Regions from separate parts of the Homo sapiens genome. Here region 1 is linked to region 2. Evidence: chromatin loops called from intact Hi-C (ENCODE). Cell type or tissue: Caco-2. All regions are shown on one strand. Links, peaks and the distances in the headings refer to the core of each region. The heading gives the core; the rest is flanking DNA. Region 1 overlaps DNAH5 (dynein axonemal heavy chain 5). Region 2 has its middle 230 kb from the start of DNAH5-AS1.

What was found. Hi-C counts contacts between places; a loop is a spot of excess contacts. Peaks named below come from ENCODE experiments on the same cell type or tissue, not always from the same donor. Only the 100,000 strongest peaks of a DNase experiment are listed, where the experiment ranks them.
Region 1: a loop joins it to region 2, with 5 times the contacts of the local background. A loop is called at or near these places in 1 of 110 quality-filtered maps.

The regions. Positions count from the first base shown.
Region 1 is chr5:13,693,038-13,697,037 of GRCh38, reverse strand. The region is part of intron 78 of DNAH5 (dynein axonemal heavy chain 5); the gene reads left to right. Among named protein-coding and RNA genes, the nearest start is that of DNAH5-AS1, 170 kb to the left of the region's middle. In Caco-2, for the core only: a CTCF peak has its summit at 1,736; a DNase peak (open chromatin) is centred at 1,777; H3K4me3 peaks cover 212 bases.
Region 2 is chr5:13,620,877-13,632,927 of GRCh38, reverse strand. No RefSeq gene overlaps it. Among named protein-coding and RNA genes, the nearest start is that of DNAH5-AS1, 230 kb to the left of the region's middle. In Caco-2, for the core only: no CTCF peak of the experiment used is centred there; DNase peaks (open chromatin) are centred at 6,887 and 8,447.

The DNA of each region.
Region 1 (4,000 bases), core at 1-4,000, 69 kb before region 2:
ACATTGAACATCTCAGCATGGTAGTAATAAAGTAATAATTTTATAATACTGGCAATTCTTTATGATTTAAGAACAGATTTTTATAGAAGAACTATACCCACCCTGCTGGGTATTAGCCCAGTGGTGATGCTCATTAGCAGCAGGTAAGGGAGAAAATAAAATAAGCAAAGGAAAAAGGGCTAATTTCAAAGTATTAAAAGAAAACTTTAGTTCTTTATTCTTTTTTTGATTTCAGTAAGAGTTGGTGGAAACTTGGTTTGCCAAATAGCTTTGTTGTTGAAGAGGTGTTTCTTTAGTGATGGAAAACTAACATTCTGTTACCCCTTTCATGCGATATATTTAATTTTTACTCAATTTTGATAATTGAGCAGGGCTCTAATTGACTTAAAGGGGTGTGTAGCATCATTAATGACCAAAGTGCAGCATTTAAAAATTGGAATTCTTATAGTTAACAGTTTTTACATTAATATGAAGGAAATTTTTTGATTTAAATAATCATTAAAATATAGATATAGGACTGGTTTGTTTTCTACAAGAAGAAATCTAGATATTTATTTTAATTCTAAAAATTGAGTGATATACCCTGAAACTTGAAAAAGAAATCATGTTTCTTGCTAGAAAATCACGGGAAAGTCATTCAAATAGTACTAAATTCACCAAGACGGTAAAGCCACACACACACTGTCTAGATCCTCTATTCTCAAAGGAAGCTGAAAAGGACAGATAGAAGAAAGATATGTGTCTTCACAGATTTATTATATGAGCAGATTGATGATTCTCAATGAACTTCAGAGCTGTAGCTGCTGTGATGGAAAACCGTGATTGGAACATTTGCGAGGGACGAGGCAAGCCTTCTACATACCTCTGGTCACTAAGCAGGTGCAAGAGGGGTCTCAACGGTTATTTCCTGCTAAGGAAAAAGTGTATCTAAGAACACCGTCTGACCCATTCTGACCTGAGACTGTGCAGATTTGGGCCTGGGGTGGGGATAGCCGTATGTGGTGACCAGGGGTAGAGACCTCCTGGCTCCTGAGCCCACAGGATTTAATCCACTGTCAGCTTGTCAACCTGGAAGTCTGTTAAAGTCATGGGAAACATGAGTCTGGGAAATTGTTTTAGTGAAAAGGTCCATGCGTAAGTAGATGCATGTGTGTGTATGTGCGTGTGCATGTGTGTGTATGTGCATGTGCATGTGTGGGTATGTATGTGTGCCTGTGTATGTGTGTGTGGAGACTGAGAGATAAAGAAGTGTCGAATAACATCTCTATCTTAGGCACCTTCTACATTCCAGGCATCATACTATACCAGGCACATACATGTGTTAACTTATTTAATCTTTACAACAACTCTGTCAAATTTGTCATCCTCATTTTGCAGATGGAGAAATTAAGGCTTGGAGACACTGGGTAATTTGCCCATGATTCCTGGCTACTGACAGGGAAAGCTGGTATGAGAATCACATTTGTTTGTCATGAGGTATATGCAAACCTCTGGGAATTCCCATGGTTAATCTTCTACTTGAGATTCTGTGTTTACATGTCCTCGTAGTTCCTGGGATGAAACTTGAAAATGAGGACAGCTAAACTCAAAATGAGGACAGCTCCCTTGAATATCGAAGTCCTGAGTTAATTTTTCTCAGGTACCTGCTAAGGTAGACTGTAGGCAGTGGGAGGGCACAGGGAGAGCCCTCTGCGGATGGTGCTCTCCCTCCGTATACCTCCCTCCATCATGCTACAGGCTGAAAAGTGCTCGTGCCCCTGTTCACCGGTAGAGGACTGTGAGCCGAGGGCCAGGATACTCGGGTTGTTCTCCTGGCTTTTATCATCCTAGTCATTAGTCACGTGGCTTTGGAGGCATCTCAAATATGCCACAAATTGAACTCAGGTTTCTAGTTCTGTCCATTTCATTTTCATGTTTTCTGCAAAGGCAGAGGTATACATGCATAGTGCTTCCAAAGTATTGCAGAGATGAAGCGGAGAGGCCACGGATCCATTCTGACTAGGTTTCATTCTCAGTTATCACTATAGCTCTCTAATCTTGGACAACTCACCTCCTTCTGTTCCAGTTTTTGAATCTGTAAAATGATTAAATATTAGTACCCATCATATAGGATTATTGAGAGAATTAAACTGACACTGTTATGTACATAGGAAGCATATAATAAATATTTTTTTCAATTGTTACTTTTATTAACATGCTTAGCTCACATGGTTTTTAAAGGATTGAAAGAAATAGTGTATGTTAAGAGTGAACTGTCTAGTAATTTAAATGTTGTTAGCAAAAGGGTGGTTAAATAAAGGAATGACTTAACGATTCTATAGAGACTCTCTATGTAACGATTATTTTGGATGTTGGAAGGAATATATGGAATGTATACTCACATGTAGATGAAAAATGCAAGATAGGGAAGTTAAATAGTCAGAAAATGAAATTCCCCCAAGGTGTTTTGTTAAAACCTTTAAGATCCTAAAGGGTATGGCTTGCCAATTTGCACAACCTCTTCTCTCTCCTCCTCCTTCTGGAACCCTAAGGCTTTAAACATACTTAGGTGATTTGTTCTACCTACCTAGCATGCCTATTTTTGTCTTCAAAGTTATTTGTCTAAGCAGGGGGATGGTTTCGAATCATCTGCTTATGTAGTTGTTTAGCATCTATCAACGTTTTCACTATGAAATTATATCTTCAGTGGCTTCTAATCCTGCCGCAGAAATTTGCTGCACGCTGTGACTTGGCATGAGCACCTTCAGCTCTGAAGCAATTAAAAATAAATAGAATTGGATAAATATTTCAGAAAATTATTTTTACCTGCTTATTGAAGAGAATGCTATTTTTTCCCTCCATTTTTCTGTTGGGATTAAAATCCAAGTAGTCAAATACTTCTCAAGTTGTAATTTTTGTAATTATCAGGAGATTCAGATGTAAGGCACCAAAGGCTTACTTCAAGGTTTATAAAATGGTTAATCAAATCTGCAGCAAGAAGAATGACTTTTATATGTTTTACATGTTTAAAGATCCTAGGATTAAAGGATTTAACTATATCAGTGAGTATAGTTAGCGTTAACCGTATTGCATGATTCATTGTCATTCATTTACTTGTTCAGAATTTTTCATATATATTTGCCTAATGATTATCACTAGTGATATATGCATAGAAATTGGAAAAATTACACTCAGACTTAAAAATTAGGTATCACGTTGTTTTAGGTTGTTCCTAATGATTACTTTCATGAGATTAGGGAAACACAGGGTTTTAAAATACTATAAAATATCTTTGTTGTTTTAGAAGAAGGTTTCTCATTCTCTTGGTACTATTGACATATTTGGTCTGGGTAACGCTTTGTTTTGGGGGAGCTGTCCTGTGCATCATAGGATGTTAGCATTATCCCTGACCTCTATTCCTGAAGATGTCAGCAGCAAGCCTACGGCTGTGTTAACCAAAAATGTCTTCAGATATTGGCAAATGTCCTCCGTAAGTAGAATTGTCCCTGGTTAAGAATCACGGCTTTAGGATTATTTATTTTATATTGAAACTTATGTGTAACATTATTGTATTCAAACGTTTCACTTCTTCTAATACAATTAATTAAATTTATAGTGGATATGTAAAAACACAGGGCACAGCAGGTTACAAGTTCTATTGGATCAAATAATGAGACTTTAGTTTCTGATAGTGCCTTGCTTTTGTAATTTTCTGGAAAAGGTAAATTTTTGAGCATGTCAGTTTTGAGAAATAAATTCAATAACTCTGATGTGTTTCAGTGCCCATGTTTGTAACATTAATTCACAAAAGCAGAGCATCCTCTTAGTTAAATGTAATTTCACCTGAATAGTTAAGTGAGGGTTTTTTAATTTTTTTGTAATATTGACTTCCCGGAAGAGTACAGGGATGGGTGTAGACACACTCTTGTCCTCAAAAAATGTATAATCTGGAAGAGAATATTAAATAATATACTATTTCCTGAGATGCATGTTAGGAGATGTGCAGATAAACTACTGTGGG
Region 2 (12,051 bases), core at 4,976-8,975:
CCTTAGGGAAGGGAAGAGCTGAGAAGCCAAATGGGATGGTTGAAATACTCAAGAGATTAGTAACACAGCCAGAAGCTATGCTCACTCTTAAGACTGGAGAGACATTGGGAGACAGTGGTGTTGGTGGTGTTACCAGAACACAGGAACCAGGGTCTCCTTCAGGGAGTGAGAATCATGACAGGGACGTGGTGAAATCTAGAGTTCCATGTAAGACACCACTGCTGGGTGTGCTGTGTGAAACAGAGCAAGAGGGAGAAATGCCCCTACTCCTTCCCAATATCTGACTTCTTTCTTCTTGCCCTCCAGTCTTCTGCCAGTACTATCCAATGGTTAAAGCTATGTGGAATCCAGAAAAGGGATCCTTGAAAATGTAGTTCCTTAAAGGAAGAGCGGAAAATGAATTTAAGAGAAAAAGACACATGACTGGCACAGTTTCTATACAAGCACGAGCTCATGTGACATATGGAGTCTGCCTTTTTTATCCAAGCAGGAATTACTCCCCATAGGGAGTTACTAAGTATTTACATCCCAGCTAGCCACAGAACCCAGAAGGGTCCTCAAAAGATCCTTAAGCTGGAGCCAACAAATGACACCAAAGAACATCAAACTGTGTATGGGAGCAGATGAAGTTAGATGGTGCAGACCCAAGAAAGAGCTGCAACAGACTGTACCTAACAATTGTGTTTTATGCTGTTTAGTTTTTACGACCCAGTGTAATGATAGAACTTCTGTGTTGTATGCTGGTGTCTCTTCACCTTTTCTACTTCCTTGCCTATCATTCTGTGTTTAGATCATTTCAATCTGATTTGGTTAATTCCTCCTCTGAAAATGTTCTCTTAGTATGACCTACTGACTGCCAAATCCAGTGGTAACTTTTCTTGGGTATTTCAGTTGGCTATTTGGTAGCATTGAAAACTGTGGAGTACCTTCTTCCTCTTTAAAACTTTACAGACTTCATTTAAGATAATATTTGTATTGTTTTTCTTCCTAATTTTGACTGCTCTTTCTTCTGTTTTTAATTTTTAATTTTTAGGTTCAGGGGTACATGTGCAGGTCTGTTATGAAGGGAAGTTTTGTGTCATAGGGGTTTGGTGTACAGATTATTTTGTCATCTAGGTAATAAGCATAGTACATGATGGGTAGTTTTTGGAACAACCTCCTCCTCCAATCCCCTACCTTCAAGTAGACCCTGGTTTCTACTGTTCCCTTGTTTGTGTCCACGTGTACACAATGTTTAGCTTCCACTTATAAATGAGAACACACATTTTTTGGTTTTCTATTCTTGAGTTAGTTCACTTAGGATAATGGCCTTCAACTCCATCCATGTTACTGCCAGGGTCATGACCTCATTATTTTTTAATGGCTGTGTAGTATTCCATGGTGTATATATACCACATTTTCTTTTTCCAGTCCACTGTTCATGGGCATTTAGGTTGATTCCATGTCTTTGCTATTGTGAATAGTGCAGAGATTAATTTATATGTGTTTTTATGAAATGATGATTTATATTCCTTTGAGTAAATATTCAGTAATGAAATTGCTGGGTCAAATTGTAGTTCTATTTTAAGTTCCTTGAGAAATCACCAAACTGCTTTCCACAATGGCTGAACTAATTTACATTCCCATCAGCAATGTATAAGCATTTCCTTTTCTCTGCAACTATTGTTTCTATTGATTTTTTTTTTTTTTTTTTTTTTTTTTTTTTACTTTTTATGAATAGCCATTCTGAATGGTGTGAGATGGGGTATCATTGTGGTTTTCTGTGCATTTCTGTAACAATCAGTGACGTTAAGCAGTTTTTATTTAAATATGCTTGTTGGCTGTGTGCATGTTTCCTTTTTGAAAAGTGTCTGTTCATGTCCTTTGCACACTTTTTAATGAGGTAGTTTGTTTTTTGTTTAAGTTTTCTAAGTGCATCTTTGTCAGATGCATAGTTTGCAAATATTTCCTCCCATTCTGTAGGTTGTTTACTGCATTGATAGTTTCTTTTGCTGTGCAAAAGCTTTTTAGTTTAATTAGGTTCCTTTTGTCAATTTTTGTTTTTGTTGCAATCACTTTTGGTGTCTACATTATGAAATCTGCCAGGGCCTATTTCTGGAATGTTATTTCCTAGGTTTTATTTTATAGTTTTAGGTTTTACATTTAAGTCTTTAATCCATCCTGAGTTAATTCTCATATATGGTACAAGGAAGGGGTCCAGTTTCAATCTGCATATGGTGAGCCAGTTATCCCAGCACCATTTGTTGAATGGGGAGTTCTTTCCCACTGCTTGTTTCTGTCGACTTTTTTAAAGATCATATGGTTGTAGGTGTGTGACTTTATTTCTGGGTGCTCTATTTTATTCCATTGGTTTATGTGTCTGTTTTTGTACCAGTACCCTGTGTTTTGATTACTGTAAAGTTGCAGGTTAGTTTGAAGTCAGATAATGTGATGCTTCCAGATTTGTTCTGTTTGCTTAGAATTGCTTTTTCTATTCAGATTCTTTTTTGGTTCCATATGAATTTTAAAATAGTTATTTTTTTTTCTAATTCTGTGAAAAATGTCATTGGTAGTTTGATAGGAATAGAGTTGAATCTGCAAATTGCTTTGGGTAGTATGGACATTTTAACATTATTAATTCTTCAGCCTGTTTTCTTTTCTTTCTCTAATTCCCTTTTAATTCTAAATATGTGTGTTCTCAAGGACTCCAAAATTGGGCTTTTTGCCTTCTCCCAGCCCACTCCCGTTTTACTGATGTGTGTTCCCTGGACTGTCTCATACTATGAAATCAATATAACCTATGTCCTTTCAAATGTCATACCTTCTTTTTACACGGGAAGTATCTCCTAAACTTTAGGTTGGCATTTCAGTTGTCTACAGATCACCTTCATGGGCAAGTATTACCTCAAATTCAGCATGTTCAAAACCAAAACGATTATTTTCTCTCTTTAAACCAATTCATATCTCAGTTAACAGTAGCATATTAACTAGAAAAACCTACTAATCTCTCTGACCTCCTCCGAGGTGAATTAGCAACTGTCATCTGTGCTTTCAGGACATATAATTTATTACTTTCCGCTATGGTCTGAATGTTTGTTCTCCCCCAAATCCAAATGCTGAAACCTACTCACCAATGCAATGGTATGTGGAGGTGGTGCAGTTTGGACATAATTAAGTAATGAGGATAGAGGTCTAATGAATGAGATTAGCGCCCTTACAAAAGAGGTCCAAGAGAGCGCCCTTATCCTTTCCTGCCCTGTGCAGACACAGTGACCAGGAGCCATCTATGAGAACCAGGAGACAGGCCCTAACCAGACACCAAACCTGCCAGTGCCTTGATCTTGGACTTCCAGCCTCCAAACTGTGAGAAATAACTTTCTGTTGTTTATAAACCACCCAGTTTATGTTTTTTTCTTGTATCGGCCTGAGCATACTAAGGTACTCTCATATTTTTTTTTGTGCTAAGTTTTTATTTGCCTGTAGTTTATAGATTGTGACTTCATCAAGAGCAGGGACTGTATCTTATTTATCTCTGAATTCCCAGGGCCTGACTCACTGCACGCCTTATTCTCATTATCCCCTTCCTTCTCAGATCCTGATTACCCTTCAAAAGAAAATGACAATGTGTACATCTGTTTACACATTTGGAGAATTCATGGTGTCTTTTATTTTCTTAACTGTTTTTACTTCAGTTGCTTACATTTTCTAATTATTTTAGAGGTTGGACATACCTATTTTATTTTCACTTGCCTGAGAATATGAATTCCAGCAATTTGAGAAATACACATTTTTTGTTTGTTTTTGTTTTTTTGAGATAGAGTCTCACTCTGTCACTCGGGCTGGAGTGCAGTGGCATGATCATGGCTCACTGCAACATCTGCCTCCCCGGTTCAGGCAATTCTCCCACCTCAGCTTCCCAGGTAGCAGGGATTACAGGTGTGTGCCACCACACCTGGCTAAATTTTGTATTTTTAGTAGAAACAGGGTTTCACCATGATGGCCAGGCTGGTCTCAAACTCCCGACCTCAGGTGATCCACCTGCCTCGGCCTTCCAAAGTGCTGGGATTACAGGCATGAGCCACTGCTCCCAGCCAAGAAATATACATGTTTTGAACCACAAGAAATCAATTTGTCTAGAGCATGAAGTTCATTGCAGTGGAAATTTTACTTGTCTCCTATACCATATTTATTTTTATAATGTGGATGAAGAGGAAAAATGAGAATCTTTGATAATTATTTTGTTGTTGTTCATCATAGAGTTCTATAGATTTTGACTGTAACCTTATTTTTTTACAGTAACATTTTTACTGTACTTGAAAGAAGGTACTTACTTATAAAAATTTCTAGATTTTCTCTATTTTTAAAACAAACAAACAAACAAACAAAAAGAAGTCTCGCCCTGTCACCAGATTGGAGTGCAGTGGCGTGATCTTGGCTCACTGCAACCTCTGCCTCCCGGGTTCAAGCGATTCTCCTGCCTCAGCCTCCTGAGTAGCTGGGACTACAGGCATGTGCCACCACGCCCAGCTAATTTTTGTATTTTTAGTAGAGACCGGGTTTCACCATGTTGGCCAGGATGGTCTTGATCTCTTGATGTTGTAATCCACCAGCCTCAGCCTCCCAGTGTGCTGGGATTACAGGCATGAGCCACCGTGCCTGGCTGATTTTCTCTATTTTAAAATTGATGAGTTTGCATATATCTTAGTATTCTACCAAGGATCTAGAACTTACTTTTAGTTGTGTCTCAATTCTAGAATTTGGATGAATGACATAATTCAAAAATCAAGTTTAGGTGAAACTTTATAAATTCAGTCTGAGACTTGGTCTCTTAGAAAACAGAATCTGATGCAAAGATGTGAAATATTGATGCTTTACTTGGGCAATGCAACCCCAGGCAGCAGCAGAAAAGTGAAGAAAAAGTGCACCAAGAAAGAAAGATGTGAAGAGATGCATTCCCCAACCACTGCTTTATCACAATGAGCTATGAAAAGACACTGCTGGGCCCCACAGGGGCACCTCCTCAGCACAGGGCACTGACAAAGACTCCTGCATGGAAAAGCTGTGCCCACAGAGCAGCCCATGTGGGTGGTAGGGGTTGACTTCCTCCTTCTTCCTGTTGCCATTGTTCAAAGTATGCTTCACAGGGAGTTAACTCTCCTGCACTTCTTTTTATTTTAGAGTGGGGGTCTCCCTCTGTCACCCAGGCTGGAGTGCAGTGGCATGATAATAGCTCACTGCAGACTCACACTCCTGGGCTCAAATGATCCTCCCACCTCAGCTTCCCAAGTAGCTAGGACAACAGGTGCACACCACCATGTCTGGTTACTTTGTTTATTTTATTTTCTGTAGAGATTAGGACTTGCTATGCTGCCCAGGCTGGTGTCAAACTCCTCGCCTCAAGCAATCCTTCCACCTCAGCCTTCTGAGTCCTTTTTTTTTTTGGTACAAATGTATGGGGTAAAAGGGCAATTTTGTTACATGCATAGATTGAGTAGCGGTCAAGTCTGGGTTTTTATTCACCTGAATAATATACAGTGTATCCATTAAGTAGTTTCTCATCATTCATCCTCTCCTACTACCTCACCCTTCTGAGTCTCCGATGCCTATCATTCCACTCTCTACATCCATTGTGCACATTATTTAGCTTCCACTTATAATTCCACATGTGATATTTGTCTTTCTGTGTCTGACTTCTTTCACTTAAAATAAAGACTTCCAGTTCTATTTATGTTGTTGCAAAAGACATAATTTCATTCTTTTTTATAGTGGAATAGTATTCGACTGTGTATCTATATCACATTTTTCTTTATCTGATTTTCCACTGATGTTCACTTAGGTTGATTCTGTATCTTTGCTTATTCTGTTCTATGCTGAACAGTGCTGTAATAAACACATGATATGATTTTTTTTCCTTTGGGTAGATACCTTGGACTGGGATTTCTGGTTTGAATGGTAGTTTTATTTTTAGTTCTCTGAAAAATCTCCATACTGTTTTCCATAAAGCTTGTAATAATTTACATTCCTACAAACAGTGCATAAGTATTCCCTTTTCTCTACATCCTTGGGAACATTTGTTATTTTTTGACTTTTTAATAATAGCCATCTTACATGGGGTAAAATGATATCTCATTGTGGCTTTATGTTTACTTTTTATTTTAATTTTCCTGGATAAATCTCATTTGTTTTTTATTGTCTTTTATGTTAAACTTTCTACAAAAGGACGTATAAATGGGTAAGTAGAGAATCTCTACCTACAAAATGTTTTCTCTGATGACTAGTGATGTTGAACACTAAAAAAAATATACCTGTTGGCCATTTATTTTTCTTGTTTTGGAAAATGTCTATTCATGTCCTTTGTCCACTTATAATGGGATTATTTGTTTTTTGTTTTTGTTGAGTTGTTTGAGTTCCTTGTAGACTCTGGATATTAGTCCCCTGTTAGATGCATAGTTTGCAAACATTTCCTCCCATTCTGCCATATTCTCTGTTCACTCTGTTGATTCTTTTGCTGTGCAGAAGTATAATACTTATAGGTCACATCATGTGATGGTTAGTTTTACGCGTCAACTTGATTGGTTTGAGGGATGCCTACATGGCTGGTGAAGTATTGTTTCTGGGTGTGTTTGTGAGGGTGTTTCCACAGGAGATTGATATTTGAGTCCATGGACTGGGAGAGGAAGACCCATCTTCAGTGTGGGTGGGCACCATCCAATCAGCTGCCAGCACAGCTAGAACAAAGTAGGTGGCAGAAGGTGGGATAAGTTTGCTTGATGAGTCTTCTGGCCCTCTTTCTTCTTCTTCTTGTGCTGGATGCTTGCTTCTGCTCCTCCTGGCCTTGGACATCAAACTCCAGTTCTTTGGCCTTTGAACTCTGGGATTTGCATTGGCAGCTACCTGGGGGCCTTCAGGCCTCTGACTGTAGATCAAAGGCTGTACTGTTGGCTTTTGTGGTTTTTGGGCTTTTGGACTTGGACTGAGCCACTGCTGGCTTCTCTCTTTCCCCAGCCTGCAGACAGAGTATTGTGGGACTTCTTGTAATAGTGTGAGCCAATTCTTCCTAATAAATGCCCTTTCATACATACATATATCCTGTTGGTTCTGTCTCTCTGGAGAACGCTGACTAATACACATCATTTAGCTCTGCTTATGGTCATTAAGTATGTTAAATTCCATTCTGTGTGGGCAGTGTTATTTTTATTTCCCTGTTTTGTACAAGCTACAGTTCACCAATGGCTAAGCTCTGTTGCTTGAATTCTGGTAGCAGAGGTAGGGGCCACACACACATGGCAGATGGGCCAGGCTGCATGGTGGTAGCTGAGAGCAAGGGATTTTCTTGCCCTAAGCAGGGTCCAGGAGGCAAAAGAGTCACACATAACCCAAAGAAGTGCATAAAATTAGCATCTAATAGAGGTGTTAACTCAAATTCTCCTCTTCCAGGGTTACCTGGCAAGTTTACAGAGAGGGAAGGAGAGCAGAATATTTCTGCCCAGAAGTTGCATCAAGATGACCAAGTTGCCATGAATAAATCATCACAGAATTTTGAACTGGAAAACAGAAACAAAAGCATTGAAAGCTAAAATGCTCGCGTAATCCTTTCTTGATTCTGTGTATCACCCTTGGAGAAGTCTGCATTGTCTCTTGCTGTAGGATGACTGCATGGGACACACTTAGTGACTCTTCTGAAGAAGCTTTCTGGTCTGCTTTCCTTTTCCCATGGTTTTTAAAGAGAATCTAGCTTTCTTGCCCCTGCCTTCTGCTAAAATAAATGTTAAAAAAAAACTGGAAAAATTAGTGACCTACAGTTTTCCAGGGATAAGACTCACCTATGGAGAAGCATTATTCCGACGACGTTTTTTGCTGAACTTGAAGCATTATTTCCAGAGAAAGGTATGTCCTGGCTCTAATTGCATTTCAGATTTTCACTTTTTCTTTGGTTAGGAAATAGAGTTGCAGGATGTTTTACCTTCAATGGATGTTTTAGGACCCAGCCAGACCATGAACAATTTTCCCCAAGGGCATGCAAAGTCAGCTGGTTCTAAATGTGCCTCCAGAAATCAGTAATCAAAGCTCTGGCTAGAAACATGTGTCCAGGTCTCTTCCCTATGCAGGGCTTTGGACGTTGACTCCAGTCCTCAATATGACCAATCAGGAGTTGGCACTCCTTACAACACCCTTCTTTTGAGGTCAGTTGCGGATTACCCGAATATTTTTTGAAAAATTTTACACAATGCCCAAGAGTAATCCTTAACTACATTTGTTAAATCCCCAAAGCATTATAATACACATATTCTAATAGTTTATTATCTTTGAGCCCTCTTCTCTGAATTGTGCTTCTTCTGTTATTTAACTGAAAGGAGTGGTATCAAAACCTGCGTCTGTGGAGTTGGGCTGGGAGTCCTGTCCTCTGCTGGGCAGCTTATGTCCCTTTGGTGGCTGCTCCCAGTCAGTTCCTGACCTGTTGCTGCCCTTCAGTGTTTGCTTTTAGATATCTCTCACCTAGAATGCCAAATGATCATTTGTGAACTGGAACAGTTCCCTGGGGCTAGTTGGTGGACAGCCCATGCATTCCAGACCACTGGCATCCCGAACTACTTGGAAATGGCCAATAAATGAGTGTTCTTTTTATTTTCCTGTTTTGTACGAGTTATATCACTAGTGGCCTAAGCCAAATGGCTTGAATTCTGAGATGTACATCTTATCATTTTTAAAGTCAATGCAGAGTAGTTTTTCCCAATATTTTGCTGACAATGGAGAAGGCTTGATATAGTATCTTTCTTTCCCTTCTTCCTGAAAGGACAGACTAACTCTCCAAATCGTTATCCAGCTTGACAGAAATCAATGAAATCCACTAGTGGAAATTCACATTTCACCCAACAACGTGAAAAGGCAAATAAATAAAAGTCTATTCAATTGTGCAAGTGCTTTGCAAGCTCTGTCTTGAAAGAAAAATAAAATAGGATGGCTTTGCTGATTTAAAAATGTGTTAGGGTGTTTCAATCTGGGTTAGTTCATGGCTTTATCTTGGAGATTTTGGCCACCTCTAACAAGGAATAGCTGGAAATTGTACTAGGCTGTTAACCTTCATAAAAGAGTAAGTAGTTTAATTTTATTGGATATTCCTTTTATTATATTGATCTGTTTTTTTGGCAGGTGCTTTGTTAAGAACTGTGGGAGATACAGGGACTTGGTATTTGCCCTAAAGGGGTTATATTCCTGTGTGGGAGAGAATATGTGGATGATATAAAGATGACTTGTATCATTAGAGTTGAACAGGCTTGTACAATATAGCAATTGCTAACAGACATTGCATTGACCTAATTTAGGTCTAAGAGGATTCTCCACTGATTGTTACTTGCTTGGCTAAAGTCATATCATAAAATAGTAAATCACTGTCTTGATTGGGAATAAGTACTCTCAGAATTGTCTCATAAAGTATTTGAAAAAATAGAAATTATAGTAAATGAATGAATGAATAAGTAAATAATTAATTAATATTTATTTCTTAAAATCAGGAGTTCTAAAACTTACCTAGAGCCTTGAATGTTGGAAAACTCTCTTTAAGTCAATGCCTTTAGCTTAGTTCTGCAAAATGCACTAGTGTTTCTTCACAAGCCACCTTTAGTGATAGTTTTTGCTATTCTTTTAGTTTTACTAGCTGTGTTTTTCCTTACAGGGAACTTAAGGTCTCTAGGGATTACTTAGGGTCTTCTGTCAGTACATGCTATTCAAAGCACAGTTTGGCATTCATTGGATGATTTCCTTTTTTATCCTTACTTTCTTTGTCTCTGCTTCTATTCCTGGCTATATTTTCAGCTGCCCACCTCTGCATTTTTTACATTATTGGTTCTTGGATCAATGGTAGAATGCCTTTTGTTTGTCTCCAGTACAAAAACAAATCATGAGTTGTTGGTTTTCTTTTTTTTTTTTTTTTGTCTCCCAAAGAGTCTTTGCTATTAGAAACCACCTTTAACTGCATAAAGAGCACAGATAACTAGTAAAGTGAAAGTTTAAAACTTGCTAGAGGTAAAGCAACTATAGTAGCAACCCTAGATAGAGTGTGGTTCATGAACTCGTGCCTGCCAGCCTAGCACTGGTTAGCTCCACTGGCGGCTGTGCATCCTAGGAAAACAGGCTCTCTGGATAGATATCAGAACTTGTGAGTGCTTCCAGAAATGACATGAAATTATAAATTGAGGAAGTCAGAAAATAATATGTCCATGTAATTGACCAAATTGTTGCTGACATTATTAAACACAAATGGCTAGAGATCCAGGTGATCTGGTAAAAATATATATATTTTTGGTAGAAACCTTAGGATTTTAAGACACTGTTAAATGCCTCTGAGTGGCTGCGGTTATAAGTGTTCTTTTTTGTTGTTGTTGATCTTCATATTCTGTAATGAGATCACATTTTTTAATGAGAGAAAGTAATATTTTAAAATATGAAATAAAAGCAGTTGGAAAGTTTAATTAAAAATTTTTTTGTCAATTATTCCTGTTACATTTACTGTAGGGGCAGAAGGAAAACTTCTCTTATGTTCCCTCTTAAGTTTTGCTGAAATGAATGACAATAGACAGATTAATAGGAGAAAAAGGTATATAAATTTATTAATGTGTATAAGCACAGTAGCCATGTAACATTATGAGACTCAAAGAAAAGTCAGATGGTTGAAGCTTATATATCCTCTTCATAGGAGAGAGGGGAAGGGAGATTGGGGAAATGTGGGCAATTGTGAGGGGTAGTACATGACTCTCAGATGAAATGAATAAGCCTGAAGAACAATGGCCTGGAACAAAGCTCCTTGGAGCTCCAAGAGATGTGGTGGGAAGGTGAGGGGTGGAACTTCACTGTAAACAAAGTTTGTCTTATTATGCAGATAAAGTCTCCCGAAAGTCTCCCTGGCAATCTCCCAGAGTTTCCCTGAGAAGAATATATGAAAAGTCTATCTGGGTGAGGTGACGACTTTTAGTCTCTTTCCATCAACCATTCCTGGTGAGTTATTTAATGAGATTCCTAGGGAGGGGTTTTAAGACAACTGCAATTCTTCTGCAAGAACTTCCTTTAATCAGATAAGGGAACTTCAGAGAAAGCCCCTCCTGGTACTTCTGGAAAGAAAGGGGACAAGAGAGACAGGGAGTGGAGAAGCTCAGAGAGGGAGCTTGGTCCCGAGGTTTATTTCTGAGGCCTTTCAGTTTCCTCTTATTCAAAGCACTCAGCATACCAAAGCACCATGCATACCAAACACAATATTGGAAAAGTAGTATAACTTTTTAAATTGTGAAAATTTGAGGAAAATGAAATGTTGTCAATCAATAGTTTCTTATACTGTATGTTTATCCCTTCTTGTGGCTTTAAAAATTATGGTGTTTTTAATATACATCTTACAGAAAAAGAATAAAAAATGATTAGAAATGGAAAAAAATCCAAAGCAGTAGAAAATAATGTTCTGAAAATAACATGAAGGATTGCAGAACTTCCCTGTAATGCCCTAAAATCTTATTTCTATGTTAAATCCCCACTGTATCCAACAGTAGAAACTAAATTGAAGCTGATTCTGGGCCTTGCTCACTTCCCCAAATCCATAGAGTTGCGTCTGTGTTATCTAGCACTTGTACAGTGCTAAACATGAGTGTGTGCAGTGTGAGGTCATGGCTCTTGGTCTTCATCATCCACCCACACGGGCAAGCACTAAAATATCCTTCTTGTCATTGGCCCTTATCAGTCACTGCTGTTCCTCCTGACTGAAGACTCTCCCACCGGCTCACAGGTCCCTCTTTCATGCAAGAAAAATATTAGACTGCTTCCATGTCTCTTTGATAATTTGATTCAAGCTTCTAAGGTCCTTCTGTCCCAGTGCCACATAACCATGTCTAGGCTATTGTTCTAGCACCAAGATATCCCCAAGATTATGGGTCTTGACAAGTCCCAAGCTGTCCTTGGAAATAGGATCTCCTCTGTTAGTCAGATTTTGAGACCCTTCTGATGTTTATATTACCAGCACCCCTGGCCTGGGGTGAAGAGGCCAGGCAGAAATCCGAATGGGGGAAGTTAAGCAGGGGCATGATGTGATCT